Linked DNA regions of Homo sapiens: region 1 is linked to region 2. A link is an interaction called in ENCODE POLR2A ChIA-PET data of the cell type or tissue named here. Cell type or tissue: OCI-LY7. All regions are shown on one strand. Links, peaks and the distances in the headings refer to the core of each region. The heading gives the core; the rest is flanking DNA.

What was found. Peaks named below come from ENCODE experiments on the same cell type or tissue, not always from the same donor. Only the 100,000 strongest peaks of a DNase experiment are listed, where the experiment ranks them.
Region 1: POLR2A ChIA-PET joins it to region 2 with 7 read pairs; 3 of 35 experiments call an interaction of 5 or more read pairs at or near these places.

What each region holds. Positions count from the first base shown.
Region 1 is chr10:119,521,578-119,536,444 of GRCh38, forward strand. RGS10 (regulator of G protein signaling 10) reads right to left here. Exons shown (of 5, transcript NM_001005339.2): 2 at 5,729-5,847; 3 at 4,455-4,541. Among named protein-coding and RNA genes, the nearest start is that of RGS10, 14 kb to the right of the region's middle. In OCI-LY7, for the core only: no CTCF peak of the experiment used is centred there; no DNase peak of the experiment used is centred there.
Region 2 is chr10:119,418,383-119,434,345 of GRCh38, forward strand. GRK5 (G protein-coupled receptor kinase 5) reads left to right here. Exons shown (of 16, transcript NM_005308.3): 5 at 4,784-4,884; 6 at 6,611-6,703; 7 at 11,993-12,056; 8 at 13,005-13,145. Among named protein-coding and RNA genes, the nearest start is that of MIR4681, 48 kb to the left of the region's middle. RefSeq lists an enhancer at 10,981-11,150 and a cis regulatory region at 11,066. In OCI-LY7, for the core only: no CTCF peak of the experiment used is centred there; a DNase peak (open chromatin) is centred at 7,429.

The sequences.
Region 1 (14,867 bases), core at 12,368-14,867, 110 kb after region 2:
AAGAAAGAAAGGAAGGAAGGAAGGAAAGAAAGAAAGGAAGGAAGGAAAGAAAGGAAGGAAGGAAGGAAGGAAGGAAGGAAAGGAGGAAAGGGGAAAAATAGAAAAGAAAATAGATCCTATACTATCCCAGAGAGGGAAAAAAAGAAAAAAAAAAAAAAACAGAACAGTTTACATATAAATTACTGATTCTCAACAAAAGTAGAAGACTAAGGAATAATGTCTTCAAACTTCTGAGTGTGTTTCACCCCAGAATTCTATGCTCTGTCAGATTATCAGTGAAGTAGGAGAGTAGGGAAAAAAATAACATTTCCACTCAACAAGGTCTTTACATACCTACCTGCCAGACCCCCCTTCTCAGGAAGCTATTGCCAGCTGTGTTTTGGGCTCTTCTCTCATGAGTCATTCTGGAGGGAAGAAGTCATTCTCGTGTGCTGTTCCCAAAATGAGGGAATGACTCAGGAGAGAAGAGGACTTGGATCCAGGAAATGGAATGCCTTCATCCTACAAAGAGGAAGGAAGTTCACCATGTGTCAGGCATGGGTCTAGACCCTCGGAGACAGTGGGGAAGAAGAGGCCCCCCACTCCCAGATTCCAGAAGACAAACCACACAGAAGACGGACAAGTAAATGACATGGATATGTGAAGTTGTTGAATGCTGGATAATCCACGTCAAGGAATGAACCAACACAGGTCCTATTAAAACAACAGAGGCGAGAGTGGGATTTGTATCGACTCCTCAACAGCCTTAGTTGATGGAGAGAGAAAAATCCTCCCATGGTCTCCCTGCTGGAACAGATGTGATAAGTTTGACTGTGAAATCCAGTTAGGTTACGTGCACAACAGAGGATTAAAAAGAACTGGCCGGGCGCGGTGGCTCACGTCTGTAGTCCCAGCACTTTGAAAGGCCGAGGCGGGTGGATCATCTGAGGTCAGGAGTTTGAGACCAACCTCGCCAACATGGTGAAACCCATCTCTACTAAAAATACAAAAATTAGCTGGGCATGGTGGCACATGCCTGTAATCCCAGCTACTCAGTAGGCTGAGGCAGAAGAATCACTTGAACCCGGGAGGCGGAGATTGCAGTGAGCAGAGATCGTGCCACTGCACTCTAGCCTGGGCGAGAAGAGCGAAACTCCGTCTCAAAAAAAAAAAAAAAAACAAAGACATTCAGTTAGGCGACTTCTCCCAGTGCCTATGTTCCTCCACACTTTTTGTAGTAATTTAGAGCTTACTCCCTGGTTTTACTTCCTAGGCAGCGGGACTCACTAGGGAATGCCTGGAGTCAGAAATGTGGCTCTGAATTCTTTTTTTTTTTGTTGAGACAGGGTGTCACTTTGTCATCCAGGCTGGAGTGCAGTGGCGCAATCATACCTCACTGCAGCCTTGACCTCCCTGGGCAACTACAGGCGCACTCCATCATGTCTAGCTAATTTTTTTTTTTTTTTTGGTATTTTTTGTAGAGACAAGGTCTCACCATGTTGCTCAGACTGGTCTTGAACTCCTGGGCTCAAGTGATCCACCCACCTTGACCTCCCAAAGTGTTATAATTGCAGGCGTGAGCCACTGTGCCCAGCCTCGGGCGAGCTGCCGCTTAACCACTCAAGTCATATCCCTGCATCTTCGAATGGGAACAGTGACTCACACTGGGGCCCAAACACTCCAGGCCAAACACCCCAGGTGTCACCAATGCCTCCACCCAATCTGCATTCTCAGGCAGTGACAGGAGGGTGGCATTCATTGCTCTAAAGCAATTGCCGGGTGCATTCCAGGCTTAAGGACACAGACTTTCAAGAAGTCCTATGCTGGGCCGAGTACAGTGGCTCACACCTGTAATCCCAGCACTTTGGAAGGCCAAGACAGGCGGATCACTTGAGGTCAGAAGTTCTAGACCAGCCTGGCAAACATGGTGAAACCCTGTCTCTATTCAAAATACAAAAATTAGCCAAGCATGGTAGCACACACTTGTAATCCCAGCTACTCGGGAGGCTGAGGCAGGAGGATCACCTGAACCCAGGAGGCGGAGGCTGCAGTGAGCCAAGACCTCACCACTGCACTCCAGCCTGGGCAACAGAGTCAGACCTTGTCTCAAAAAAGGAAAAGAAGTCCTATGCTGGATGTCAGGGGTACAGGCATGGAAAGGGGCTGCCCATTCGGAAGCTCTCTCTGTAGGATGTGGACAGGGCAGGGCAACCCAACACCAGACCTGCCTGACCTGAAAGGCTGGAAGAGGCACATTGAAAGTTTGACCCCCTCCTTCCAACCACTCCATTAAAGTCCTACAGGGGCTTTCCCAGCCCTGCTCACCTTGGCACCCAGATTCCCAGGTGTGGCTGCCCTGCCAGCCTGAAGCACAGCACAGTGGCCTCCCCCTCAAACATGCCATTCAGCCCTTCTGGTCTTCCCTCAGCTCTTGTCGCCAGCCCTGCCTGCCCACACACTGTCCCTGCTCCCGGGAACCCCCTCCCAATCTCAATGCCAAGTCTCAGCTAAAAAGCCACTTCCCCTGGATCCCTCCCCGTTGCCCACGCCTTGCTCCCACGACACATGTGCTTCCCATCTCTACACTCATTGCACTTGCACAGGCTTGCTCCCCTTGAGGTGCCCGTTCCCTGGAGCCGCTCACCTGTCCTGTCCCTGGGCTGCCTTCCTGTTCAGTGCTGGGCACCAAGCAGGCACTTCACAAAGATTTGGGGAATTCAACTGAACGGAGGCACAGAGCAGCATGGTGGTGCAGACAACAACGGGTGACTTCAGGGAGCTAGTTCAAGTCCTAGCTCTGCCACGGTGCGGGGACCTCACTTCCTTGTCTACACTGCAGGGGCGGACCGGCCCACCCACAGGCCCCTCCTACCTCTAACACTCAAAAGAATAAGGCAGGGGAATGGACATCTGTTGGCTTGCTTGACTCTGAGCTAGGATTTTATGGTGAGGCTGGTCGCAGCGGTGGCACAGTCTAGCATTTATCGATGGTGGTCCCCAGGCCCTGTCCTCGGTGCTGGAGACAAAGGACAACAATGAGGCTCTTGTTCTGAAGGCCCTCAGCCTGAATCCTAGCATCCCAAAGCATCCCCCACCACCTGCTTCTCACTTTCCCCTGGGGCCCCTCTCTGCCCAGGAGGCTCCGGCCAACGTCATCCAGAGGAGAGAAAAAGCCAGAAAGCAAAATCCAAGGGTCCCGCCCAGTAACAGCTTTCGAGGTGGGCCTGGGAAGTTCAAGCCAAAGAGAATCCATCTTAGAATACTCCCTTGCCACCTCCAGAGAGGAAGGTGGTGGAGAAAAGGCCGCGCTGCGCCATCCAGGAGGATGGGTGTCTGCGCCCGGAAAGGCCTTTGAATAAACCCATGATATACATTTTCCAAGCAGTTGTCTGCAAACGCTTCACGGCTTCTGGCCCATAGATTCCAGCTTTTGGAGACGAGGCCTCAAAAACTGGCAACGCGCAAGCCGCATCTGCCCATGGGTATGTTTTGTTTGGTAGGCAAGGTTTTAAATTTTTTTTTAATTAGTTCCAACATTTAAAAATCATCTGGTTTCACGTAAGGATCCAAATGTCCAGCTTCTTTAGAAAAACAGGCGGTACTAGGTGGAATATAAGACATGCCTTGGGAAGAAAGTCCACCAGGGTCGCAGGGCAAGCAAAGATCTAGGAGATCACCATCAGTAAGCTGGCGGAGACGGAACCTGAAGCAGGGGAAGCCCAGACAGCCACAGGCCCTGAACCACCAGCTGCAGCCTGTGCAGGCAGACAGAACGTCCTTAGCTGGCCCCAGTCCCCAACACTCCCTCCAGCCTCACACCAGGAGCCTCCTTCATTCACATGACTTACTGGCTCCTGCAGGCATTTAGCCAGCAGCCTCTTAGAAAGATACAGGGCCAGGCCTCATAAACCCACCCAGGGCACAGGCCTCCTTCCCCATAATCTCATCTACCCTCCCTCATACCCAACCAGCTGACACTGGGAATGAAGGCAAAGAGGACACATCTACCCAGGAGAACAATCAGAGGCTTTCTCTGCAGGATGCTCGCCAACTATGGGACGCTCAGTACGATACACTGAATAATTGACAATCCCTCTGATGCACCTTGTGCTTTTATCATTACACATCTGCGTATCGTTTTACCACGTCCAAAATGCTAACATGTCAAAATGTGGGGAAAACATCCTCATAACTTATTCATGAAGAAAAAAATTCTATGCAATGAGGAACTCTAAGTGACATAAATTGTTATTTTTATTTTAAATATTGGTCCATTTGAACAGCTCCATTTAAAAATGGATTAACTCACCCTTTTAAAAATGATTAATATTTGATCAACACAAGATACCTAATCTGAAGCTTAAATCTTCCCCCAAAACTAATATGAATCAGGTTTCTTTAGGCAACTTCAGAATCTATTGGAAAGGCAGTTGTAACTTTATAAGGGAAAAAAATTATCAGAGTGGAGGAAATACCTGCGTCTTATCTTGCATTTTCTTAAAATCTTCACATGCTAGCCAAAACAAAACATTTTCTTCACTGAATTCCTTTTTTAAAAATTCCTGTGGATACAAAGAAAAAGAGTCACACAGTATTCTACTTTAAAAAAAAAATAAAACAAATGGCATTTCCCTTCAAAGACTGATTTGGCAAAATTCAACAGAGGAGCATGGTTCAGTTACTCTTCGAAAACCCCACTCTGAAAAACAAATGAGTATGTTTAATGTTAAAGCTATAATTTCATATGCATTTGACCTTAATGGTTTTGACATTGTAAAGAAGAGTACAAATGAAGCAGGAATGTACTCATATTTCTAAGCTGACAATAAATTACCAAAAAGTAAATTAAAGTGGAAGATATATTGGTTCCTTCCAGACAGTGTTTAAACAAAGTACATTCCTCTAAAATCAGGCTGTTTTTTAAACAAAAGAAAAGAAAGCACATTAAGTATGTCTAAAGACACCATGATACAAACTATTTTAAGTTGGAGGTATGTGTGTTTTCTTATGGCCGATCTTGGGCAGTCCATGGCACAGCCAGCTACTCTGCTGTGCAGAGACCTCCTGAGTTGCAAACACTGCTCACAGTGGCCTGGCGACCAGGAACTAGAAGCCTAGTACCACCTGCCACTCCCTCCCTGGGAGCTCCAACAGGCACCAACTGCATGAGGACTCATCCTATTCCTGACCCAAGACTTAAAGACAGAAGTAACCAGGACTCATTCTTGAAATTCACATATGGTCCTCCATCTGGCACCGGGGGCTTCTGCTGGTCAGAAAAGCTATTTCTAGATGGGATCAACAGTTCCCCATCCATCAGCCCTGCTCTCGGAGGTCCCTTCGCCAAGTTCTCATTGCCAGCCTCTCTTACTCTGTCAACAATGCATTCTGAGAATCCCCCAAGCACGAGAGAACAAGCCTTCACGTCAGAGAGACCCAGAGCTGGGAATTCCTCATACAGACTCCACCAATAGGCACGGTATCTTCTCTCTCCTCCCACCCTGTACCCCTCCCACCTCACTACACAAAAACCAGAAACAGGCTACCCATCTGTGACAGCGTTGCCAACACAGTCATGACAGATGAGAAAGTCTCACCCTCAAGCTGGGATAGACAGTACTGAACTCTCAAGCTGGCATAGAGAGTGCTACGCTGACAGACAATGTTGAACTGGCCTATTTCTCCCCTGTGTGCATCTGAACTTCTGCACACACTGCATCCATCCCGATTAACAATGAAAAAGACAAACCCTAAATCTTTTCACGCCTTCTGGGTCTTCCAGCAGATTCTCCAGGGATGCCGCCCATTTGGCTGTGCTCTTGAGGCTCTGGTGGCTGCTGCTGGAACTGCCATCGCTGTCGTGGATGTCTGCAAAGCAAAGTTCAGACTGCATATGTGGCCAACAGACACTGTCATTTTAAGAAATCTGCATGCAATGGTCAGCACTGCCGTCACCATCACGGCTGACATACACCGACTTATGCGTCAGGCTCTGTTCTAGGTGCTTAACATGATGGACTCATTCTTGTCACACAACCCTGTAAGGCAGGCACTACTATTTCCTCCATTTTACAGATGGGGGTAAACTGAGGCTCGGAGGGATGAAGGGACCTGCTGTTTCCCACCAAATCCTTCCCCTACTCTTGTGTCCACTGGCCAATTCAGAGGCAGCCCTCAAGTCACACTCAAACCCTCCTCCAAGAGAACCTTGATTCAACAGCAACTGCTTCCCCATGGCGCTTTGTGCACAGACTTAGAATTATGGTGCTGTGTTGTGACTATTTACATGACTGACTCCCACTAGTCTGAAGGCTCCTATGTGTCCTCATCTTGTATCTCCAGCACCTAGCTCATTATCTGGCACAGAGATTAAAAAACTCATTGCAGGACGGGACCCACGTGATGGCGCAAAATGTCAGAGGGTTGCCAGAATACCCAGGCATCAAGATAAATGTCATTTCAGGCAATAGCTCTTTTTGTTTGTTTGTTTGTTTTTGACAGAGTCACTCTGTTTCCCAGTCTGGAGTGCAGTAGCACAGTCTCGGCTCACTGCAACCTCTGCCTCCTAGATTCAAGCGATTCTCCTGCCTCAGCCTCCCAAGTAGCTGAGATTATAGGTGATTCCCACCGCACCCAGCTAATTTTTGTATTCTTAATAGAGACGGGGTTTTACCATGTTGGCCAGGCTGGTCTCGAACTCTTGACCTCAGGTGATCCACCCACCTCGGCCTCCCAAAGTGCTGGGATTACATGCATGAGCCACCGCGCCCAGTTCCTCAGGCAATACTTTTTCAAAAAATCAAAATTTATGCTAAAAAATCCATGATGAACAAAATACCCAAATTTTAAATAAAGACAGGATCGGTTATGCTGATTTTTCCTTTTGCTTCAGAGTCCAATATGGCTCAGCATCACACTGTTATTTTTCCTGACTTTATTTAAACTTCGGATATTTGTTCATTACGGATGTTTCTGCATTAATTTTGATCTTTTAAAACACTGCATTAAATATCATTTATAGGCTGGGTGCAGTGGCTCACACTTGTAATCCCAGCACTTTGGGAGGCCAAGGCAGGCAGATCACCAGAGGTCAGGAGTGAAACCTCATCTCTACTAAAAATATAAAAATTAGTTGGGTGTGGTGGCATGCACCTGTAATCCCAGCTCCTTGAGAGGCTGAGGCAGGAGAAACGCTTGAACCCAGGAAGCGGAGGTTGCAGTGAGCCAAGATCACACCACTGCACTCCAGCCTGGGCGACAGAGCAAGATTCCATCTAAAAATAATGATAATAAATAAATAAATAAATAAATAAATAAATATCATTATCCTGATGCCTGAGGTTTTTGGCAACCCTCTTACATTTTGGTGCACAGAGAAAATGGATGAAAACTCTTTGCATCTGCACATCTTCCACTGTACTCTCTGACTCACGACACTGAGAAGTCTCCTGGGAGGAACAGGGAATCTCCAAATAACACACTTTGGCCACTTGCCTGTAGGAGGAGGGAACAATTAAAGCATGCTTCATTCTATGGCATGTGATCCCTTCCTGGAGTCAAGGAAGAACCATGGAATGTCACTTCAGATGGGGCCAGGTTCAAAACCCAGTTTCTGGCCGGGCACGGTGGCTCACGCCTGTAATCCTAGCACTTTAGGGGGCTGAGGCGGGTGGATCACTTGAGGTCAGGAGTTCAAGACCAGCTTGGCCAACATGGTGAAACCCCGTCTGTACTAAAAATAAAAAAAAGTAGCTGGGTGTGGTGGTGGGTGCCTGTAGTCCCAGCTACTTGGGAGGCTGAGGCAGGGGAATCATTTGAACCTGGGAGGCGGAGGTTGCAGTGAGCCAAGATCGTGCCACTGCACTCTAGTCTGGGTGACAAGAGCGAAACTCTGACTCAAACGAAACAAAACAAAACAAAACAAAAAACCCAGTTTCCCCAATTCAAAACTATAGGATCTTGGGCAAAATTCTTGTGTATATTTGAAAATCATCCCCCATCTCTTGGGTTATCATAAGGATTCAAAAATGGAAGCACATCAGGCACCTAGCAGCACACTTGGGACACAGTAGATGCTCAACAAATGTGAGCTCCTTTCTTCCCATCTCTAAAATAACCATCTATCAAGCAAACTACTTCTATAACTAACACTTTTTTCCCCATTGACTTTTTTTCTTTCCAAAGCTAGAGACATGTTTCTATAAAAAAAAGTTCAAATCTAGGAGAAAATAAACTTTTAATTAAGAAATCAGCAAGGCCGGGCGAGGTGGCTCACTCCTGTAATCCCAGCACTTTGGGAGGCCGAGGCAGGCAGATTGCAAGGTCAAGAGATCGAGACCATCATGGCCAACATGGTGAAACCCTGTCTCTACTAAAAATACAAAAATTTGCTGGGCATGGTGGTGGATGTCTGTAATCCCAGCTACCAGGGAGGCTAAGGCAGGCGAACTGCTTGAACCCGGGAGGCGGAGGTTGCAGTGAGCTGAGATTGCACCACTGCACTCCAGCCTGGTGACAGAGCGAGACTCCATCTGATTAAATAAATACATAAATAAATCAGCACAGCAAACCACCTCTAAATGATATATTTTTTTAAATAAAGTCTCATAAATATTAATTGCTGCAAACAGCTAGGGGGCCACACAGCTAAAAATGGTTTTGGAGAAAATCTGTATCAGAGCACACTGGACTTACTTAATAGTAACAGCTCCTGTGATCTCTGATGTTCTATGGGGGGTCAAAATACATGTTGACTTCTTGATCCCCTGGGACTCCAAATCCAAGCACCTGGGGAAACTACCAGGATTTTAGACATTCACCAGATGACATGAGCTAAATTAGAACCAGGCCAGCTGGGCACAGTGGCTCATGCCTGTAATCCAAACACCTTGGGAGGCTGAGACAGGAGGATGGCTTGATCTCAGGAGTTCAAGACCAGCCTGAGCAACATACTGGGACCCCATCTCTATAAAATATTTAAAAACTAGGCTGGGCACGGTGGTTCACACCTATAACCCCAGCACTTTGGGAGGCCCAGGTGGGCAGATCACTCAAGCTCAGGTGTTCGAGACCAGCCTGGGCAACATAGTGAAATCCTGTGTGTACAAAAAATACAAAACTTAGCTGGGCATAGTGGCATGTGCCTTTAGTCCCAGCTATTTGACAGACTGAGGCAGGAGGATAGCTTGAGCCCAGGAGTTCAAGGCTGCAGTGATCCATGATTGGGCCACTGTACTCCAGCCTGGATGACAGCAAGACCCTGTCTCAATCAATCAATCATCAATAAAGCAGAAACCCAGAAACCCAGCAGGGACCATGCTTCAATGCTCATTGGCAATAGAGTACGTAAGAGAATTATTTGGGACAAATCCTTTCCTCTAACCATGAAGGAAACTCACTTAAACACATCACCAAATGGAGCTGATGCTTTTCTAAAGTGACCCTCCAGTTCGTGGATATTAAATTAGTTCCCTGTTCTCTTTGTAAATGCTGCAGTGGCAAGTTCCTGAACACTGAGTTTCTTTCCAACAAAGTATAAATCCAATTAAAAGATCATTATTACAAGAAATTTCTGCAGCAGGGTTCATTCTGCCAAGCATTCCACTAATTTACTCTTCTGCTCTTTGCCCAGAGAATACAGTTTGACAGTTTACTCCATTTCCCCAGCAGATCTTCTCTTAAGTAAATAAATCTAGAGACACAAGTTCACTGTTCCAGGAACAATCTAGGCAGCTGCAAATTTCTCTTGCCATGGCAGAACCACTTTGGCCATAAGTTTTCAACCTTGGTCTGAAAGGATTCCAAAACTCTTGACATTCTTTTCCATAATAAACCAGACCATGTTTGGGTTTTCACTGCCACGCTGTCTTGCAAATAAATACACACAGTAGATTACCATTTAGCCAACAAAATGTCTGAGAGTTAAAAGAACTGACCTCACTGTTAGACAATTGCCAACCCCCACCCTTTATTTCATACTCTAATCATTTTTGCATATTAGGTTTATGTGTTCAAATGTGTTTTCATTTGAACAAAAAATTTTACAACTCAAAACACACTAATGTGGTCCAGGCCCACCTCCCCCACCACCTCATTTTATAGACTGGGAAGCAAAAATCCAGAAGATAGAATGACCTATCCAAGGTGATGCAGCTAATGAATCACTGGATGGACCCAATACTGGGACCTGTATGGGAGGTCAGCTGTCCTCACCAGGGCCATGTCTGCAGAATCCCAGGGCTCCTGGGAACATAGTTAGAAAACCGATGGGCCCTTCCATTCCATGGTCTCCTGGGCTAAGATCTCCCTTATATCATATGCCATGAAATACGTTAACAATTGACACTATTACAGAAGAGCATGGAGTTTTCAGGGACGGGTCAGAAAGTATGCCAAGATGGAGCTGCTTTTTATAGCCATGGGTATTGGTTTTCTGGCTATGGTGCTCTAGATAAAGAGCAATTCCTTCTTGCCTTTTTGCTCACCTTCTGTCCCCATAAGTGGAATAGAAGATCCTTCTATCTGAGATACCTGCTCTCTATCTGTCATAAGTTTTTATTTTCCCCAAAAATGTTGGTTTGAATTTTTCTAAGACTTCCTGACTGTCTTTCAAGTTTAAGGCTTTTGGCTATGGCACCCCACCCTTTTCAAATCCATCTTGACTGATATCAGTATAGACAGATCTTGATGAGACAGCATTTGCAAACTCCACTCACCCAGTGGCATCTCTCTTTTCCAAGTCACTATCCCCAGCCTCCAATATGACTGAGCAGACAGGGATAGCCCTTAGGCTGAGGGCACTTCTGCAACTCAGGGTCCCCTGCTCAGGGGACACACTAAGTAATGAATTCCTAAGCCATCTCAGCTCAGTTACGACCCGTGGGCGCGGTGGCTCATGCCTGTAATACCAGCACTTTGGGAGGCCAAGGCAGGCAGATTGCTTGAGCTCAGGAGTTCAAGACCAGCCTGGGCAACATGGTGAAATCCCGTCTCCACAAAAAATACAAAAATTAGGCCAGGCGTGGCAACTCACACCAGCACTTTGGGAGGACGAGATGGGCAGATCACAAAGTCAGGAGTTCGAGATCAGCCTGGCCAACATGGTGAAACCCTGTCTCTACTAAAGATACAAACAATTAGCCTGGAGTGGTGGTGCGCACCTGTAATCCCAGCTACTCGGGAGGCTGAGGCAGGAGAATTACTTGAACCCAGGAGGTGGAGGTTGCAGTGAGCCGAGATGGCACCATTGCACTCCAGCCTGGGTGACAGGGCAAGACTCTGTCTCAAACAAAACAAAATAAAACAAAAACAAACAAACCAAAAAAACCACAAAAATTAGCTGGTCATGGTGGTATGGGCCTGTAGGCCCAGCTATTCAGGAGGCTGAGGTGGAAGGATCACTCGAGCCCAGGAAGCAGAAACTACAGTGAGCCGATATTGCGCCACTGCACTCCAGCCTGGGTGACAGAGCCAGACGCTGTCTCAAAAAAAAAAAAAAAAAATCATAAAAAAAGAAAAGAGGCCGGGCACAGTGGCTCACGCCTATAATCCCAGCACTTTAGGAGGCTGAGGCAGCCAGATCACGAGGTCAGTTCAAAACCTGCCTGGCCAACATGGAATACAAAAATTAGCCGGGCATGGTGGCACGCACCTGTAATCCTAGCTACTCAGGAGGCTGAGGCAGGAGAATTGTTTGAACCCGGGAGGCGGAAGTTGCAGTGAGCTGAGATTGCGCCACTGCACTCCAGCCTGGGTGACAGAGAGAGACTCCGTCTTAGGGAAAAAAGTTTAAAAAAAAAAAGAAAAAAATGTTAACAACCAAGGTGGAAGGGGAAGCAGGTTAAAGTAAGTAAGTAAATAAATACATATATACATACATAAATAAATGTTACAACCAGTCCAGTAATATTAGAAGAAATAAATACTCTTTCTCAATAGCAAAGCAGGTTTACCTCTGAACTTAAGAATAAAGCAAAACCAAGATTTCCCAGCTGCCCAACTTCTGGTACCTGGATCCACAAAGTTGCAATATTCTTCTATCCCTTTTCATTGATAAAAGTTTCCATTTCAGACAGATTACACAAGAAAGCAGGACTGACATGAATAGGTGGAAAAAATGTCAGGCATGTTCTCCAGCAGCTTTACGATCTCTCCAGCTAGGGAAGACCTGCTTGTGATATTTGTTTGTTTCAATTTTATCATGCTGTTTTATTTTTGTTGTCATTGTTTACTTCAGCTGTAAAACATTTTTGCAATGAATAAAAGTTTTTGGTGTTTCATTTTGTTTTCTTAGCTCCTGGGCTCTTTACGTCATTTTAGATCTTCAAATTTTTTGCATGCAAAATACGTATTTTTCAGCAAATTTATTTTCAGACTACTCTGTCATTAGCTAATAATAATGGTTAATACTTCAGATGGGCCAGGCATGGTGGCTCACACCTGTAATCCCAGCACTTTGGGAGGCCGAGGTGGGTGGATCACTTGAGGCCAGGCATTCAAGACCAGCCTGGGCAACATGGCAAAACCACGTCTCTACAAAAAATACAAAAATTAGCCGGGTATGGTGGTGCACTCCTGTAATCCCCAGCTACACGGGAGGCTGAGACAGGAGAATCACTTGAACCCGGGAGGCGGAGGTTGCAGTGAGCTGAGATCATACCACTGCACTCCAGCCTGAGCAACAAAACAAGAACCTGTCTTAAAATAAATAAATAAATAAATAAATAAATAAATAAATAAATAAATAAATAAAAAAGGCCAGGCACTGTGGCTCATGTCTGTAATCCCAGCACTTTGGGAGGCCGAGGCAGGCGGATCACGAGGTCAGGAGTTCAAGACCAGCCTGAACAATACGATGAAACCCTGTCTCTACTAAAATTACAAAAATTAGCCAGGCATGGTAGCACGTGCCTATAGTCTCAGCTACTCGGGAGGCTGAGGCAGAAGAATTGCTTGAACCCAGGAGGCGGAGGTTGCAGTCAGCCGAGATCGTGCCACTACACTCCAGCCTGGGTGACAGAGCGAGACTCTGTCTCAAAAAAAAAAAAAAAAAAAGGTTGGCGCGGTGGCTCACGCCTGTAATCCCAGCACTTTGGGAGGCTGAGGCAGGCAGATCACGAGGTCAAGAGATCGAAACCATCCTAGCCAATGTGCTGAAACCCCATCTATACTAAAAATACAAAAAATTAGCCAGGTGTGGTGGTGCACGCCTGTAGTTCCAGCTACTCGGGAGGCTGAAGCAGGAGGATTGCTTGAACCTGGGAGGCGGAGGTTGCAGTGAGCCGAGATCAAGCCACTGCACTCCAGCCTGGTGACAGAGCAAGACTCTGTCTCAAAAAAATAAAAAGAAAAAAGAAAAACTTGCAAATGATTTACAGTGTGCTGGGTACCGTTCCAAGCTTTTACCTGAATTAAATGATTCAGTTCTCACAATAACCTACTGACGTGGTTAGTATTATTTCCACTTTGCAGACGAAGAAACTGAGGCACGGTAACTTACAAGCGTCCCAGCTAGAAAATGGGAAATCACGGCCCAAACCCAGGTACTCCTGCTCCAGAGTACACGCTCTTTACCAAGGGCTCTACTGCCATTTTTAGCTTTTATATCTGCTGATCTTTATACTCACAGAGGCCAGAACACAACAGCCTTTAAGAGACCAAGAACAATCACACTTTGGGGAAAAAACAGAAAACTGTTAAGAGTCCAATCCATGCAGAAAAAAAAAAAAAAAAAGTCACATAAGACCAGGTGGAATCATCCAGCACACAAACACAATGTATATGCGTTTTCCATTTATGATTATGCTGTCCTATGTGGCTTCTGGCGTCAGTAAAAGCCATTATTTCAAGGATGGGTGAAGCATCACAGTGCAGATGGCTGGGGCTGGTTGCTTGCAGCTTATTTTATGATGCATTATTTATAGATGCTATGATGTCATATCTAACAGAGACCTTCTCCAGACATTAATTCCTTGGAAATCCATACTCAAAAGGCATCTGTAACACTCATCGGAGATGAATGCTCACAGCATGGATTTCTGCTGTTAATTTGCAGGAAGGTCTGTGTAATCATCCTGCATAGACAATTTCTCCAAGTCAAATAATATTTTAGTAATATCTCACTATCCAGTTTCCTCAACAGCAGAGTCAACTTACATCCTCAGAAGGTTTGTCCTAAGTACTCCCCCAAACTCACAGACTATTAAACATTCGAGTCCAGGAAAAGGCAGAGATATTAACCCTAAATTCCAAAGTGGTTTGGTACAACTCACATGCACAGGCGTGCACACACACACTGTACTCCTTTAAAATACTCTACTTTGTAATGAAGTTTCAAAGAAAGTACACACCCCACAAAACTTATTTAAAACCTCTTGTCACCTATACCACATCAAGTGTAGTACATTTTTTAAAAAGTCCTCCCAATTTAGAATCAGAGAGTCATTTTGTTACAACTGGTGATCTGTGTAAGGCTCCAGAGAAACTGGGTCATGGAAACATGGTATCTAAATATTACTTAAGTGTTTATCGGCTCCAGTATCTAGCTGCTGAGAATAACTACCCCACCTGCATGCAATTCCCTTGCCAGAGAGATCTGATTGAACTGCAGTTAGCAGGAAATAACATCAAAAGTGAAAAAAGTTTTTCAATAATCATAGTAATAGCCAGCATCCAAGTCAGGAGCAGGAAAGCTGGTGGCAGAGGGTTGGCTCCACTCAGAAAGGGCATCGTGGCGTTTTCACACGAGGGTTCGGGACTCACAGAAAGCCAAGTGCTCCTACTGGCCCTTCCACAGTCACCTGTGCACCTCTGTGTCCTCACAGCACACTCTTCCCAGCCCCTGCCCCGCCCAGGGCCAAGGCGACAGGCAAACTGCGGACATGGAAAGG
Region 2 (15,963 bases), core at 6,230-8,729:
GTTCTCACAGCCCGCAGTTCCTCATGGCAGGCAAGGCCTTTCTCATCCAGCCAGAGGGGAGAGATGTCTCCTGCCAGCACCCCAGGCTACACAGCTGTGTCCCCAGGGCGTATCTTGGTGTCTTCAGCTGTCCCAGAGAGATGATTACAGAGCCCTGCTCAGGGATAGCTGGGTGTCACCCTGACTGTCATCAGAGTGGACTCTGGCAGGGCCAGGCTGAGGCTGACCACTGTGTAGCTTCAGCTGTGCAAGGCCACAAGGGGCAGGCATTCATGGCGGGGACTTCAAGCAGAGAAACTCCCCTGCTCCTTCCAGTTAACTTGATCCTTTCAAAGGAACCTTGGTGCCCAAATTCACTGTTGTGTTAAAGTCGAGGTCTGCAGCTAGAGCTGTTTAAGGAGACCACCTGGTGACCTGAGGGGGTCCCGGACCCCTGGGGCAATTTTACCAACGAGCACCACCAAGACCCCTTCCAACCTGGCTGCCTTCACCTCTGCAGGTATCTACAGGCCTTGAGGCCCTCACGCTTGGATTTCTGTATGGTTAGACATTCAAGGGGCATCTTTGATGGGGGAAGCGTGGCACCCCTGACCATCAGCTCCATCCCAGAGGGACATCCCTGCAGGAAGAGCTAGAGTGCTGCCCAGCCATAGCTCTCCTGACACTCCTGAGTCCTCAGTGGAGTGAGGGTAACATTTCTCTCCAGAACCCACCCGGCCTGTAGGGTTCCCCCCTCTCCCTTCTCCAGCCCACCGCCCACCAGCCAGGCATCTGAAACTGCATGGAATTCTCCTGCCTTGAAAGACCCAGTGGATGGATCCCGGTGCTGAGCTGAGGTTACTCAGAACCCCAGAGCCCTCTGAGCTTCTGGGTGCCTTGTTTCTTACACGGTGTATCCGATCTGACACGCAGCCAGCGGAGGGCCTTCTTAAAGAGTCTCTCTTTGTAAGTGACTTCCAGGGAAGGACCAGACATCCTCTGGTTCCATTGATGCAAATAATAAATGTCCGACTACAACTACTCGCTTCTTACCCTTCTGGCAGGTTTGGGCTTTAGTTTCAGACGCAATGGCCAGCAGCTTCTTATTCCCATCTTACTGGCAAAGGTGTCACTCCCTGGAGGCACTTGAAAGGGGGTTGGGTTGGAATTGTTTAATCTCTTCAAGTCGAGCCAGTGGTTATAAAGCCAGACATTATTACCCACTCATTAACTCCCTTGTTAGGGCTTTGCCCTTGGGCAGAGCTCCCCTGCCAGCCAATCCAAAGTATGAGAGTGGTGTGACTTCATGTACACAGTTGGGTCACCTCTAGACCCTGGACAATCCCCTTCTCCCATCTGCTGAGAAGGGAGTTCAGTTGGCTGTCCCTGCCTGCAGGTAGGAGGGTCAAATTCTGCTTTGCCCCTTATTCCGTCTTCTATAAAGCCTTTCCCAGATGACCCCAGCTCACAATGACCCCTCCCTTCTCTGAGCCGTGGGGCTCATTGTCTCGAGCTGCATCACTTGCCTCTGCTATGGGACCAAACAGCACCCTGGTCCTCATGCTGAGCTCTGCAGAGTACCGGGGGCTAGGGTCAGACCTTATGGGTCCTGAGGGGATAAGGTGAGAGTGGGGCACAGGTGGCCCAGACAGCCCACTCCCTCCAGCCAGATCTCACTCATTAGACACCCAACCTAGGTTCAAATCCCCTCTCAGGCACTTACTGGCTGAGTGACCCTGAGAAAATTGCTTAACCTTTCTGGACCTCGGTTTCCTCATCTGCAAAATGGACACTATAATAATAGCCACCTCAGGATATGATTCAGTGAATTAATGAAGCAATGTGTTTAGCCCAGGACCTAACTAGAGTTAGCCTTCAGTATATGTAAGCTATTGTTACCAATTAAGTTATTTTTATAGGTTTTAAATATTGGGTCTGTGGATAAATTTCATTTGGAGGAGAAAAGTTTGCTACTAAAACAAACAAACAAACAAAAAAAAAAAACAAGAAGAAAGAAGGTTTGAAAGCCATTGAATTTCAACCAACCCATTTTGTACATCACCATGTACAGTACAACCGAGAGGCATAAGAACTTTTCTGTTGGGATATTATACCTTATAATATATCATTTCTGTCTTACTGGAGAAAAAGTATTTTGAGGTCAAAACCACACTAGCTCCATCTCTTTTTTCTTTTTTTTCTTTTTCTTTCTTTTTTTTTTTTCTTTTTTCTTTTGAGACAGGGTCTCACCGTGTTGCCTAGGCTGTAGTGCAGTGGTGTGATCATGACTCACTGCAGCCTCGACCTCTTGGGTTCAAGGAATCCTCCCGCCTCAGCCTCCCAAGTAGCCGAGACTACAGGCAAGCCACCATGTTTGGCTAATTTCTTTTTTTATTTTTAGTAGAGATAGGCTGTCACTATGTTTCCCAGGCTGGTCTCAAACTCTTGGCCTCAAGCAATCCTCCTGCCTTGGCCTCCCAAAGTGCTGGCATTACAGGCATGAGCCACTGAGTCCTGCCTGGCTTCATCTTCATCTTTTAATTCTACCCCTGCCCAGCACCAGGCTGTGCCTGTGGTGGGTAAGGGTGGGTCCTTCCTAGGTGGAAACAAAGGCAGAACCCTGCAGAGTGCACACAGGTGGGCAACTCAGGTCCCCCTTCTGACCATTCTGTTTCTCCCCATGGCCCACCCTGCTGGCATCTCTATCTGGTCCTTGCTGACTCGCACCAGGCTCAAGGTCATATCCTGGCACAACACATTGTATCGTCTTGCTCACGAACAGACAACCAGCACCAGCTCCGTGCCAGGCCTTGGGCCCTCCTGGACTAAGGGTGCCAAGCCATCGGCTCTCTCCTTCCTGAAGCAGATTTGCCCAGGGCCTCGGGATTTGTGCTAATATTCAGTTGCTCTGAAGTAGCCTGGAGGTACTGGTTCCCAAGAGACTCAGCTGCCAGAATTTCCAAGAAAGTTCTCCAAGTCTTAGAGGCACAAGCCCCCAGTTGTCGACTCCCAAATCTCAAAGGACCCTTCAGGCATCTCTGGAGCAGCTCCTTCCTGTTTCAGAGGGTGAGACGGAGGCACAAAATGGCCAAGGTCAGAGGCCGGGCCAGAGCTCAGGCTCCTGGCTCTTGGCCTGGGGCTCCTCCCATGACATCGAGGATCTTTTCTGCAAAAGTTGTGACCCGTGCTCTGTGGGTTGCTCTTCTGTGTCTCCTGGGGCAGAGTGGGAAGGCAGGTGGGAGACAGCAGCCACTACCCAGGCTGCTGTTGGTAACTGGGAAATGTGCTCTGAGACTGCTGTTTGGTGGGAATGGCTTGGCCTGCACTTGGGTAAGTGGTGTTTACTGTCACAGCAGCTCGCATCCACACTGCAGGCTGCCCCCCAAGAAGCTGAAGCCTCTCAGGCCTGGCTCAGCTGGGAGACCCTGAGGGCAGGGGTGAGCCTGCAGAGAGGGCTGGACCTAGAAAAGAAATAAAGAAGGAAGGAAGGGATTTGGACATTCAGAACCGTGGGGAACAGAAAACAAGCCACTGATTCCATTCACCAAGGACAGGCCAGCTGCTGCCTCGGGCGTCCCCTCCACCCCCAGGGATTGACACCCCCGCCCAGAAACCATCCAGTGGACTCTTAGCAAATCAGCCCCATAGGGAAGAGGAGGCAAGGCTTTCAGATTTCAGCATCCTTTTGGGAGAGAGCTGTGTCCACACCCCATCTTTCTGAGTCCACTCCCAGCAATTTTCTCAATTATCTCTTTAATTTATTAAAAACCCATCTCAAAGCCCAGCTGGTGAGTCAGCCCCTGGGAACAGCTGGCAGAGGGTGAATGGTGGGAGGAGGGGAGGGGGTGGGTAAGGCCTGCCCTGGGTGGAGCTGCCTTCCAGATGCGGCCGCCACTCCTGGGTAGGACACAGCAACTCTCTGAAATGTCCTTTCAAATTTAAAATACTCAGGCCAGCAGCTTAACCTAGAAAGATAAAGAAACAACGGTGGTGACATTTATTACGTGCTTGCTACTACTGCCAGATCTGGGCCAAATGCCTTACCTGAAGCTTTTATTGATTTGCTCCAAGAGAAACTCCTATTCCTGATTGTCTTCCTGACAAGAGTGAGGCTGAGCAGTTAAGACCAAGGCCACAGCTGCGAGTCACAGATCTGGGATTCAAACCCAAGCCTGCAGCTCCGGGGCTATAGCTCCCCTCCCCTCCTCACCACCCTCCTCCCTCCTGAGCCTTCCTGTCCACCTTGGCCTGATCCAAACCCTTTCACACATGAACCTCGAGGCTGGGCAGGTGTTCATCTTCTCTTTTGCCCTCGGAGGAAAGAAGCCCAGCATGGCCAAGGGGCGTCACCAAGCCTGCTGGGGGCTCAGTGATGAGCTGGGTCACGCTGCACAGCCCCTTATGGTTGGGAGCATTTGCACACCTTGTCAGCTCTGACTACATGCCCAGGCCATGGGGACTGTCATTATCAATGTTTTGCAGATGAGGAATGAGGCTCAGAGAAGCCAAGTGACCTCCATGAGGTCACACAGCCTGTAAGTGACACAGTCAGAAGTCTCATCCTGAACCTAGGCTCATTCACCACCTTCCAGCTCAGCCACCTCCCCAAACCACCAGTGTCCAGGTAGCCCTGAGCCAGGTGCAGCCTGGAGGGGGCAGCAGGTCACACACTGGGGCACAGACGGGCTGCCAGATGTACCAGCACCTGGAGCGTGGCTGGTTCTTGGCCCAACACCTGTGGGCAAACCCGGCCGCACTGCTGCTGGCTCCTCACTGACCACCTCCCTTCCCTTCCTTCTTCCAGTCCCCTGTTTTCATAGCCCAAGTTGGCCAAGACCTGGTCTCCCAGACGGAGGAGAAGCTCCTACAGAAGCCGTGCAAAGAACTCTTTTCTGCCTGTGCACAGTAAGTGCCGTAGTCACCTGGCCTGTCCTCCCCGGGCTGCCCAGAGATGGGATGCCGCAGCTCTCCACCTGACCATACAGGGCACTGAGGCAGGTCTTCCATGCCTGACAGCTTCAGCCAAGTTATACCAACTGTTTGTATACTTCCCACGAAGAGAAAAAGATATCAAGGTGCCAAGTCCAAAGAAAACATCTGCTGCAAAGGGTATTGAAAGCAAGTGGCTCTCCAGGCTGTTGAGACAGAGGAATGTGCAAACATTTGACCCTGTCTGGGTGGTTTGGAAGTCTTTCCCAGGGTCCTCAACCCCCACCACTGCCACCAACCCGAGCCAGTGCTACTGATGCAGGGGGAGCTTCTCAGCCAAACCCCATCACCTTGTCTGCAGGTGGCACGTCTGCCGTGCAGGAGGTGACACAAGTCGATGGCCATGCTGCCAGCAGAGCACCAACTAAACCCCCACCCCATCCTGCACACACACACTCTGAAGGCATGAGCACTGAGGAGCACACACAAGTCACTTGCTGACACACGCAAGCACACACACACACACATACACACACACAGGCTCATGAAAGTTCTCCAAAGCCAGGTTACCCCACATAGTTGGATGATCTTAGGGGCTTTTTGTGTGCCCTTATTCAGCACCACAGACATCAATTGAGTACCTACTGTGTACCTGGCACTGTGCTGGGTGCTGGGGGATACCAAGGTGAACAAGAACCCAATCCTGGCTTTCATGGAGTTTTTACAAGAAAAACAGCAACCTGCATGCACTTTGAGGGGAGCTGGGAGGGCCGTCCTGGGACCAAGCAGTGGGTTAGGTGCTGGAGAGAGGCCCTGGTGGGCAGAGCAAGCTTGGTTGCTGCTCTCTTGGAGCTGCCCAGGAATCAGATCCAACAGTGGGTGGGGTCTTGGTTGGTGACTCTGACCCTGAGGGAATGGCCATCTTGGCTCCCAACGATGGCTTTCAGGTTTGGCAGGACACAGACTCTGACGTGCCCCACCTGCCATAGTCCCCTCCCTTCCCCAGGCTCCAAGTGCCTGTGCTAGATTACTCAGTGTGGCCACTTTCTAAAGGAAAGAAGCTGCCTGCAGACAGTTTCAGAACCTGCCCTGATGGCCTAAGACCCATAGAGATCCACAGCATCCCAGGGCTCGGCCTGGCACCTGGCCCACAGCAGGTGACCAGTGAATTCCAATGCATGCATAAAAAAACTCCCAGTGGCTTTGCTAGTCCAAGACCAGATCCAGAGCTGCGGTTCTGAGGGGCTGTGGCCCCACCCTTCCCCCAACCACCCACCACCCCTGATTCCCAGCCCCTCATTAAGTCTTCGTCTGTTCTCAGCTTAAGGTCACTTTTTAGAGAGACCCCTCTACCCTTCCAGTCCCCCCAAACTCATTCATGATGACATACCTCTGGGATCATTTATTTCATGTTTGCTATTCACTGTTTGTGTCCCACATACAATGCCAACCCCTTGCTCCCAGCTATATCCCAGGGCCTAGAACAGTGCCCAACACTTGGCAGGTACCCAACAAGTGTTGGCAGGACCAACCAATTTCATACAACCCTCAGTAGAATGGCAGGACCTCTGGCCAGACGTGCTGCATCTGCATGGGTTGAGAGGCCCTGTTTACTTGCATTTCCAAAGCTGGACACAGCTTTGCCCCCCTGCTTGAAGATCGGGATTATAAAATGTTCATCCTCTTGTTCCATCTGCACTAGGTCTGTCCACGAGTACCTGAGGGGAGAACCATTCCACGAATATCTGGACAGCATGTTTTTTGACCGCTTTCTCCAGTGGAAGTGGTTGGAAAGGTGAGTCCACCACACCCCATACAGATCAGGGAGGCAGAGGGTACACATTTTTCATCTGAGAATTCATATAAAAATCAGTTACCTCCCGTGGGCTCATGGTTAAAACAAAATTAACCCGACTCCCCCTGTTAATTAAGTTGTGTATTCTAGAAATGCTGTATGCTTATTCAAGCACACACACATACACACACACACACACACACACACACACAAACACACATTCACGCAAATGTAAACAGCATCTCGTTCTTACTTTTTTTACTTCACTGTCTTTGTCAGCAAATAAAGAGCTGCCATATTCCTTGGAATAGTTGCACATCCTTGATTTAATCCAGTGCCCTGTTGATGGATATTGAGTTGGTTCTCCATTTTTCTGTGTGGAGCCCTCCCTAAATAATAAATAGCTTTGTACATAAATCTTTAAGTACTTCTGCAAGTACATCCAGAGAAATTCCTAGCAGAGGAATTTCTGGGTCAGAAGGCACCTGATTTTAAACCGTGAGTGCTGTTAAGCTGCTGTCCAAAACAGCTGCCCCTGACCTCCAGTGCCACAGTGCCCGAGTGCCTGCTCCTCAGCTTCATCAATGCTGTTCTCGTCTTTTCCTATCCCGTGAGTGAGCAGGGCGCTTCCTTGTTGCTTATTTTCTTGTCTCTCTAATAATGGGGGAGACCAAGTGTCTTTTCTTGTGTGCTTGCTGTCTAATTCTCTTCAAAGTACTCGCCCATGCGTGGCTGTGACTTGGGCAGATGTGTCCCTCTGTGACAGATGAGGAAGCAGAACATAGGACCTGACTTAGCTTCCCAGCAAGCCAGCAGTGCTGCCGACGAGGCCCCGGCCCTGAGCCCCCAGCGCAGTGCTCTGCTACCTTCACTGGCCCAGGATTTGCAGAGCGGGGCGATGCCTGTGTAAAATCCATGCCGGGCCGAGCTGGTAGATGAGGGTGGGAGCCTCCCCTCCCACAGCCCAGAGTCCCTGTCCCCAGAGGCCTGGCATGCACAGCCATCTGGGGGCATCCAGTGAGAAAGGAGCCATCCACTGCTGCCTGCCAGCCCCACAGCTGGCTGTGTCCCCCGTAGACACTCAGGAAGCTGCAGGCCAGGAGCCCTTCTGAACCCCACTCACAGCCCTTCCCTGCCTGCTTCCAGAAATCCAGCAGAAAACCCTTGGCTCTGCGGCCATGGATGGGTGGTTTCTCTCCACCTGACTGGTGGGGATGACAGCGTGACCAGAGATAGTCTCCTTAGTGGCCGCTGTCCACCCTGCACAGGCACATCATGACTCCAGGAAAGCTTGAGAGGCAAAGGATTGGCCTAGACATCTACTGAGGGCACCAGAGCCCCCAGCCTGGGTCCGAGTCCCGCCTCTGCCTCTTCCCAAGGAGGGTCCTCAGAAAGGGTCACTCACGACTCTACACCTCAGTGTCCTCATTTGTAAAATGTGGATGATTGTGCCTGCATTGTGGGCTTGGGCTGAGGAGGAGATAAGATAAGCACAACACCTGCTGGAACAAGGCAGGTGTTCCGCAAAGCTCAGCCATTTGGCCACAGGAAGTAAACTGCTGAATGCAGTTGTTGCATCCATCACCACCATCATCACCATCACCACCATCATCAGCATCACTGCATCAATATCCCACCGCCATCATCAGCATCACCGCCATCATCAGTATCACCATCATCATCAGTATACCGCCATCAACAGCATCACCACCTTCATCAACATCACCACCATCATCAGCATCATCACCATCATCAGCATCACCACCATCATCAGTATCATTGCCATCAACAGCATCACTGCCATCAACAGCATCACCACCATCATCAGCATCACTGCTGTTATCAATATCCCACCACCATCAACAGCATCACTGCCATAAACAGCATCACCGCCATCAACATCACCACCATCAACAGCATCACAGCCATCAGCAGCATCACAGCCATCAGCAGCATCACCACCATCATCAATATCACTGCCATCATCACCATCATCAGCATCACCGCCATCATCAGCATCACTGCTATCATCAGTATCACTGCCATCATCAGCATCACTGCTGTTATCAATATCCCACCGCCATCATCAGCATCACCGCCATCATCAGTATCACCGCCATCAACAGCATCACTGCCTTCATCAACATCACCACCATCATCAGCATCATCACCATCATCAGCATCAACCACCATCTTCAGCATCATCGCCATCAACAGCATCACTGCCATCAACAGCATCACTGCCTTCATCAACATCACCACCATCATCAGCATCATCACCATCATCAGCATCACCACCATCATCAGCATCACTGCCATCAACAGCGTCACCACCATCAGCAGCATCACTGCCATCATCAGCATCACCGCCATCATCAGCATCACCACCATCATCAGCATCACCGCCATCATCAGCATCACAGCCATCAGCAGCATCACCGCCATCATCAGTATCACCACCATCCTCAGTATCACCGCCATCATCAGCATCACCACCATCATCAGCATCATCACCATCATCAGCATCACTGCCATCATCAGCATCACTGCTATCATCAGTATCACCTCCATCATCAGCATCACTGCTGTTATCAATATCCCAGTGCCATCAACAGCATCACCACCATCATTAGTATCACCACCATCGTCAACATCACTGCCATCATCAGTATTACCACCATCAGCGGCATCACCACCATCATCAGCATCACCACCATCAACAGCATCACCACCATCATCAGCATCACTGCCATCATCAGCATCACTGCTGTTATCAATATCCCACTGCCATCAACAGCATTACTGCTATCATCAGTATCATCGCCACCGTCAGCATCACTGCCATCATCAGCCTCACTGCCATCATCAGCCTCACTGCCATCATCAGCATCACCGCCATCAACAGCATCACTGCCATTAGTCCCACTTCACCAGGTCTGATACTGGGAGGCACAGCCAACTCTTGCTGGAGGATCAGTCCTGATTCTGCCAATTACAGGGCAGTCTAGTGGAGCTGTGTTCGCCATGCCCACGCCCGGTTCTGGAGCCCTGGGCTGTGCAACACACAACCCCAATCTGTGTCCACCTTCCCAGAGTGGCAGTGTGGGGTCAGGATACAGAGCATGGGCTGCCTAGACCCCAACTCCAGCCCACCGCTACCAGCTAGGGCCTCGGGCAACTCATTTCACCTCTTGAAGCCTCAGCGTTCTCATCTGCAGAATGGGGACAATAATGATCCCTGCTCCCTGAGCTTGTGTGAGGATTATAGAAGCCCCCATGTGTGCTTGGAGCAGTAGGTATTGTTACTATAGAGACCCCCAGAGGGGGGCATGCCCTTTATTCCTAGGAGTTCAAATAATGACATCTGACACATCACCAGTTTACAAAGAGCCCTCCACTGGATGTAAGGCCTTCTCATGATCATTTTCCTCAGAGGAGTTGGAGCAGCCTTGGGCCACTCAGCAAGGGCCTGGCAAGGCTGGAACCTGAACCCAGAGGCCCCCTCCCAAGTCCTTGGGCCTTGGTCCACCCAGCACTCCAGTTCCCATAGCAGCCTTTGTCGGTGGTCACTGGCTTTCCTTTTTCTTATCTGCACCAAACACATGAAATGGAGAAATTATCCTTTTTACTCTGTGGCCTGATTGCAAAGAAGGCATTAAGTTTTTGGAGCCTGTAGGGCAGGACCCTGGCCTAGGAATGCCCTACATATCAGATAGCACCCTGCACAAGATCCTGCCTGGTTGGTGCTGTACTGCTGAAATAGTCAAGGGTTTTTTTCCTCCCAAGGTTAACCAAGAAATTCCTGGGAGCTTGCATTCCACTCATTTCCCCCAGCAGAGGAGTTCTGCGGAGATGTCAACCAACCGTTTCTCCTCCATGCATCGTAAACTGTTAGGCGGGCCGCCTTCATGTGGTTTCCGGGGGCGGCTGTAGGGAAGGCTTCCCAGGGCCACGTGGTCGAGGCAGGCGTGTGGCAGCTCTTCCCTTTGGCTGTCCAGCCGCTCCTGTGCAGAAGAGCGGGATACCCGCAGAGGGGCAGCTCTGCTTCGGTGGGGTTTGGGCCCTGTGTCCTGAGGAAGCACTGGTGAAGGGAGAAGTGAGCCATGGCACGCAAATTCAAGATGGGGTGCCAGAGAGTACCCTGGCTTTTCAGGGCCTTCCTCAGAGTGCGGCTGTGGTGCCACAGATGTGATTTCCAGGGAAGACTCATTCGTTCAAGAGCTGCTGGGTGACTGAAGGCTCCCTGGTCATCCTCAGCTGACCCAGTTCTTTGGCCCAGTTCTGCTCGATCCAACCCCTGCCCTGGTCGGGACTTTTGAGGAATTTAGGAGCAGGAGTTTAGTCTTGGAGAGCCAAGAGCCAATTTTCACGTTTTAAGCTGATTATTTGTAGCCAAACAGACCAGCAATGCAAACCACAAGCCCTCTGCACCGTGATGTCCTTTATGGCAACTAGATAGGACCATGTCTTTGCTTAGTCCAAAAAGTGCCATCATGCCTCATGATCAGAAGTTCTGTCTGATTCAATGTCATAAATGGCTTTGGCTCATTAAAACGAGGAGTTGGAAGACGCGAGGTGATCATTACTTCCAATCCGATCTTGGCAGGCAGGATCTTCTCATGTTCCTCATCTATGTGGGAAATACAATAAAGGGTCCTCAGTGGTGGAAAGGTTGGGAACCAATGGTAAAGATCCCCAGGACACGATTTGAAGACCAGCAGCCTCTGCCCCCTCCTGAGGCCGGGTCTTCTGGGCCAGCAGCAGGAGTGCCCTCAGGAAGGAATAAGCCATGCCCAGGACAGGAAGCACTGTCATCCTGCTGGGCAGACTGAGATGCACAGGTGTAGGGAGGGCTGTGACCTCCTTCGCGTCCTTTGTGGGACGCTGGTCCTCTGTGGCTCCTGGCCCCCACCCCTTCCTGCACAGAAGGCACAGCTTCCTTCTGAGTTTCGCCGCATGATTTGCAGAGAGAGGAGAACCACATGGAGAGTGTGGTCAAGCACCTCTGCACTCAGGTTTTTCAAGCTTTCTGAGCAAGCGAGGCTTGTGCATCCCCCAGCTTGCAGGGGGCTGGGGGCTGGGGGCCAGGGGGCTTGGGATTTGAACACTCAGCTTCAGACTAAGTCCTCGAAGGTCCAGTCTCCAGCGATGATTCCTGGGGGGTCCCTGGGGCTGCTGTGGGGCTCCTGGAATTATACCCCACCCCAGCTGCTCTCAATGTGCCACTGTTTCCTGTGGATTCTGAGTCTTGGCACCATGAGACCAGTGTGGGATTCTTCTTTCTTCCAGGCAACCGGTGACCAAAAACACTTTCAGGCAGTATCGAGTGCTAGGAAAAGGGGGCTTCGGGGAGGTGAGTGAACATTCACGTTTTTAATTGAAAGTTCTTACATTCAAGTCACCTTTCCTGTCCCTTCTAAATCAACCTAAAGGGTTGGCCCACGGGTCCCCCGGGGGCACCAGTGGCTCAATGTGGGCCCCGGGGGCAGTGAGGGTGGGAGAGAGTCAGTGGCCTTGGGGCTATCAGGTGTGTCTATGGTGGAAAGAGGTTGTGGAGCTGGGCAGGTGAGACAGACGTGCTCTCCTGCCAGCCTCAGGCAGGATCCAGCCTGCAGAGGACAAATGGGCAGCCCTGGTCGTGTGTGGGGAGGAGATGTGAGGGCGTGAGGAGGCTGGGCAACCTTGGCCACTCAGTGCCTGGATGACGCTGTCATGCAAGATTCGAGATTTCGTTGTACATTACCCGATCTTCCCAGCATGTGAGGCAAGCCTTGTTATTCCCATTTTAGAGATGAGGAAAGCTGAGGTCCAGAATGGTTAGGTGACCCAGCCAAGGGCGCGCAGACAATGTGAGGCAGAGCTAAGACTTAAGCCCAAATGCTTTGGTTCCCGCTTATCTGGATTATGAAGTCAGTGTTCTTGAGGATCTCCTATCACTGCCTCCCAAAACAAACTTCTCTACCGGCAGCCGGTAGGAGAAAATCCTGTTGCCCTGGGAATGGAACGGTACTTGGGGCCCCAGTCAGTTATCTAAGCCTTGGTGTGAGTGGCTCATTCTGCCCCTTCCAGGGCTGGGAATCCTTGAAGGAGAGGAGGAGGGAGGGCAAGGGCCCAGGACAGCTGTGGGCCCCAGGCCAGGCATCACTGGGTCCTGGGAGCCTGGAGCACTCATGAAGCCAGGCAGGGCCGGCTCTGACCCCATCCATTCTCTACCTGGGAGGCCTGTGGTCCCCGCCCTGGAGGAGCTCGGGGCAGGCCTCCACGGTGCTCCTGCCACCCTGGTTTCTTTCTTGCACTGCAGGTCTGTGCCTGCCAGGTTCGGGCCACGGGTAAAATGTATGCCTGCAAGCGCTTGGAGAAGAAGAGGATCAAAAAGAGGAAAGGGGAGTCCATGGCCCTCAATGAGAAGCAGATCCTCGAGAAGGTCAACAGTCAGTTTGTGGTGAGTGAGCATCTGGGCCCAGTGACCGGCTCGCCCTTCTGTGGACTGGGGCTTCCCTCCCTCCGGAAGGGCGTGGTCCTCTAATGCGGCCGGTCCCCACCCCTGGGAAGGGGAATGCCAGTGGCAGCGCTGAGCTACAGAAAGGCCGCAAGACATTCCTCCATCACACGGCCCATTGTGGTCGACTGTGGCTGGCTTTGTCCCATCCCCAGAGCCGGCCAGTGCCTGGCTCCCTGCTGTGCATGAGACCGACGCCTCTGTTCTCCTGGACCACTTTGTAAACTCCTCAGTGGACAAAGAAAGTTCACCTGGGCCCAGGCTGGGAGCTGTGGGTTCCACAGACCCTCTAGGCTGGTGCCATCGTGGTGGGGACCTTAGTGCCAGCATCCTGGAATGGCACTATCAAGTCTGTGTGCATTGTGTTAGTCAGTCTAGGCTGGGCCCTGCTGCAGTAACACATTTGCCCCAAACCCTAAGTAGCTAAATACAGCAGAGGTTCATCTGTCACTCACCTGAAGTCCAATCAGATTGGGCCACCCTCCTCCATCTAACAGCTGCCCCATCTGGAGCCTTGAAAGTGAGTGCTAGGGGTTCCACACAGAGACTTTCCACTGCCTCTACTGGACAGATGTTCCTCAGTTTCACCCACAGTCTGCCAGCCAGAACCAGTCAACACAGAGACAAGTTAGTTTCAGGGGAGGCTGGGAAATGTGAAGTGCATGGATATTTGGTCAGCTCTAATATCTTCTGCTACACACTGTTATAAAAAATAAAGCTGGGTGCAGTGGTACATGCTTGTAGTCCCAGCTACTCAGAAGGCTGAGGCAGGAGGATTGCTTGAACCCAGGATTTCGAGGCTGCAGTGAACTATGATCGTGCCACTGCACCCCAGCCTGGGTGACACAGCAAGACCTCATCTCTAAAACTAAATACATGCATACATTAAAAATAATATATACACAAGGTAAAAATTTAAACAGCACAGAAGGATACACAATAAAACGAAAAGCTTCCCTCTTTGAGTAATCACTCCAGGCATGTTTTATTCATGCACAGGCTTTATTATTCTTAGCCAATGGGATCTTCCTGTACCTCTTATGGAGGAATGTTTTTCCCTTACATTGTAGATCTTTTTCTCCATCCAGACCTCTAGTCACACCCCTTTTTAAAGTTGGGCATCATTCTCCTGAAGAGATAAAGCATAATCCATATAGTCAGTCCCCATGGATGGAAATTGTTTTCCATCTTTAAACCACTACAGGGCCGGGCACGGTGGCTCACGCCTGTAATCTCAGCACTTTGGGAGGTCGAGGCAGACAGATCACTTGAGATCAGGAGTTCAAGATCAACCTGGCCAACATGGCAAAACCCCATTTCTACTAAAAATACAAAAATTACCTGGGCATGGTGGTGGGCGCCTGTAATTCCAGCTACTTGGGAGGCTGAGGCATGAGAATCACTTGAACCTGGGAGGCAGAGATTGCAGTGAGCTGAGATCATGCCACTGCACTCCAGCCTGGGTGACAGAGTGAGACTTTGTTAAAAACAAAACAAAACAAACAAACAAAACCACTACAGACCAGTGGCACTCCCAGAGGATGGAAGTTTGCATCTTGGGATCTCATCCCAGGCCACCCCCAGCTGCCAGCCTTGTCGGGGGTGCAGGTGTGGGCAGTGCCATGGTATGTGGAGATGAGGCAGATGAGGCTAACTTCAGCCATCATTTCAGCTGCGGGCCTTCTTGAGTCCGAAACCTTCCTCCCCACTGCCAGCCGCTTCAGCAGGGACCCCTGGATGCTGCCTATGGAGCCTTGTCTCTGAAGGGACAGTGCTGGCGGGTTCTGCTCAGGGAAGAGGATCATGTGATTCACAAAGCTGGGTGGCACGTCTTTAAGGGCCTTCAGTTACGATGGCTGCACCTTCTTTAACTGTGCCCCATCCACGGCCCCGGCAGGGAGTTCCCACGATGTCACCTCCTGGATCCCTTTCTCGGTGATCACCTGGGCAGATGTGGGAGAAAGGGGACAGCTGCAGCCATTGCAGCAGAAGCACAGTCCCCATGAGCTTGCTCATCCTTGGCTGCCATTTTATCTCCTTTCCTCAAAAATAGCTGATGTTGATGCACCAGTTTTACGGCACAGCCAGTTCCCAGCCTGGCCCACGATGGCCGGGTTTCATGTGTGCCACCTCCCTATGTGGAGAAGGATTACCTTCTGGTGTAATTTGCCCCTCCTGCCCCACCATGGCCTTGCTTCACAGAGCCTTGGGTGTCTGGACTCCACCAGCAGAGGACTAGACCCCCTCTCTTGGTGGCCCTTTGCCAAGTGGACCAGTGTATTAGTCCATTTTCACACTGCTGATTAAGATATAACTGAGACTGAGCAATTTACAAAAGAAAGAGGTTTGATGGACTTATGGTTCCATGTGGCTGGGGAGGCCTCACAATCATGGTGGAATGTGAAAGGCACTTCTTACATGGCGGTGGCAAGAGAAGAATGAGAACCAAGTGAAAGGGGTTTCCCCTTATAAAACCATCAGATCTCATGAGACTTATTCACTACTATGAGAACAGTATAGGAGAAACTGCCCACAATTCAATTATCTCCCACCGGGTCCCTCCCACAACACATAGGAATTATGGGAGTACAATTCAAGATGAGATTTGGGTGGGGACACAGCCCAACCATATCATTCTGCCCCTGGCCCCTCCCAAATCTCATGACCTCACATTTCAAAACCAATCATGCCTTCCCAACAGTCCCCCAAAATCTTAACTCATTTCAGCATTAACTCAAAAGTCCATACATAGTCCAAAGTC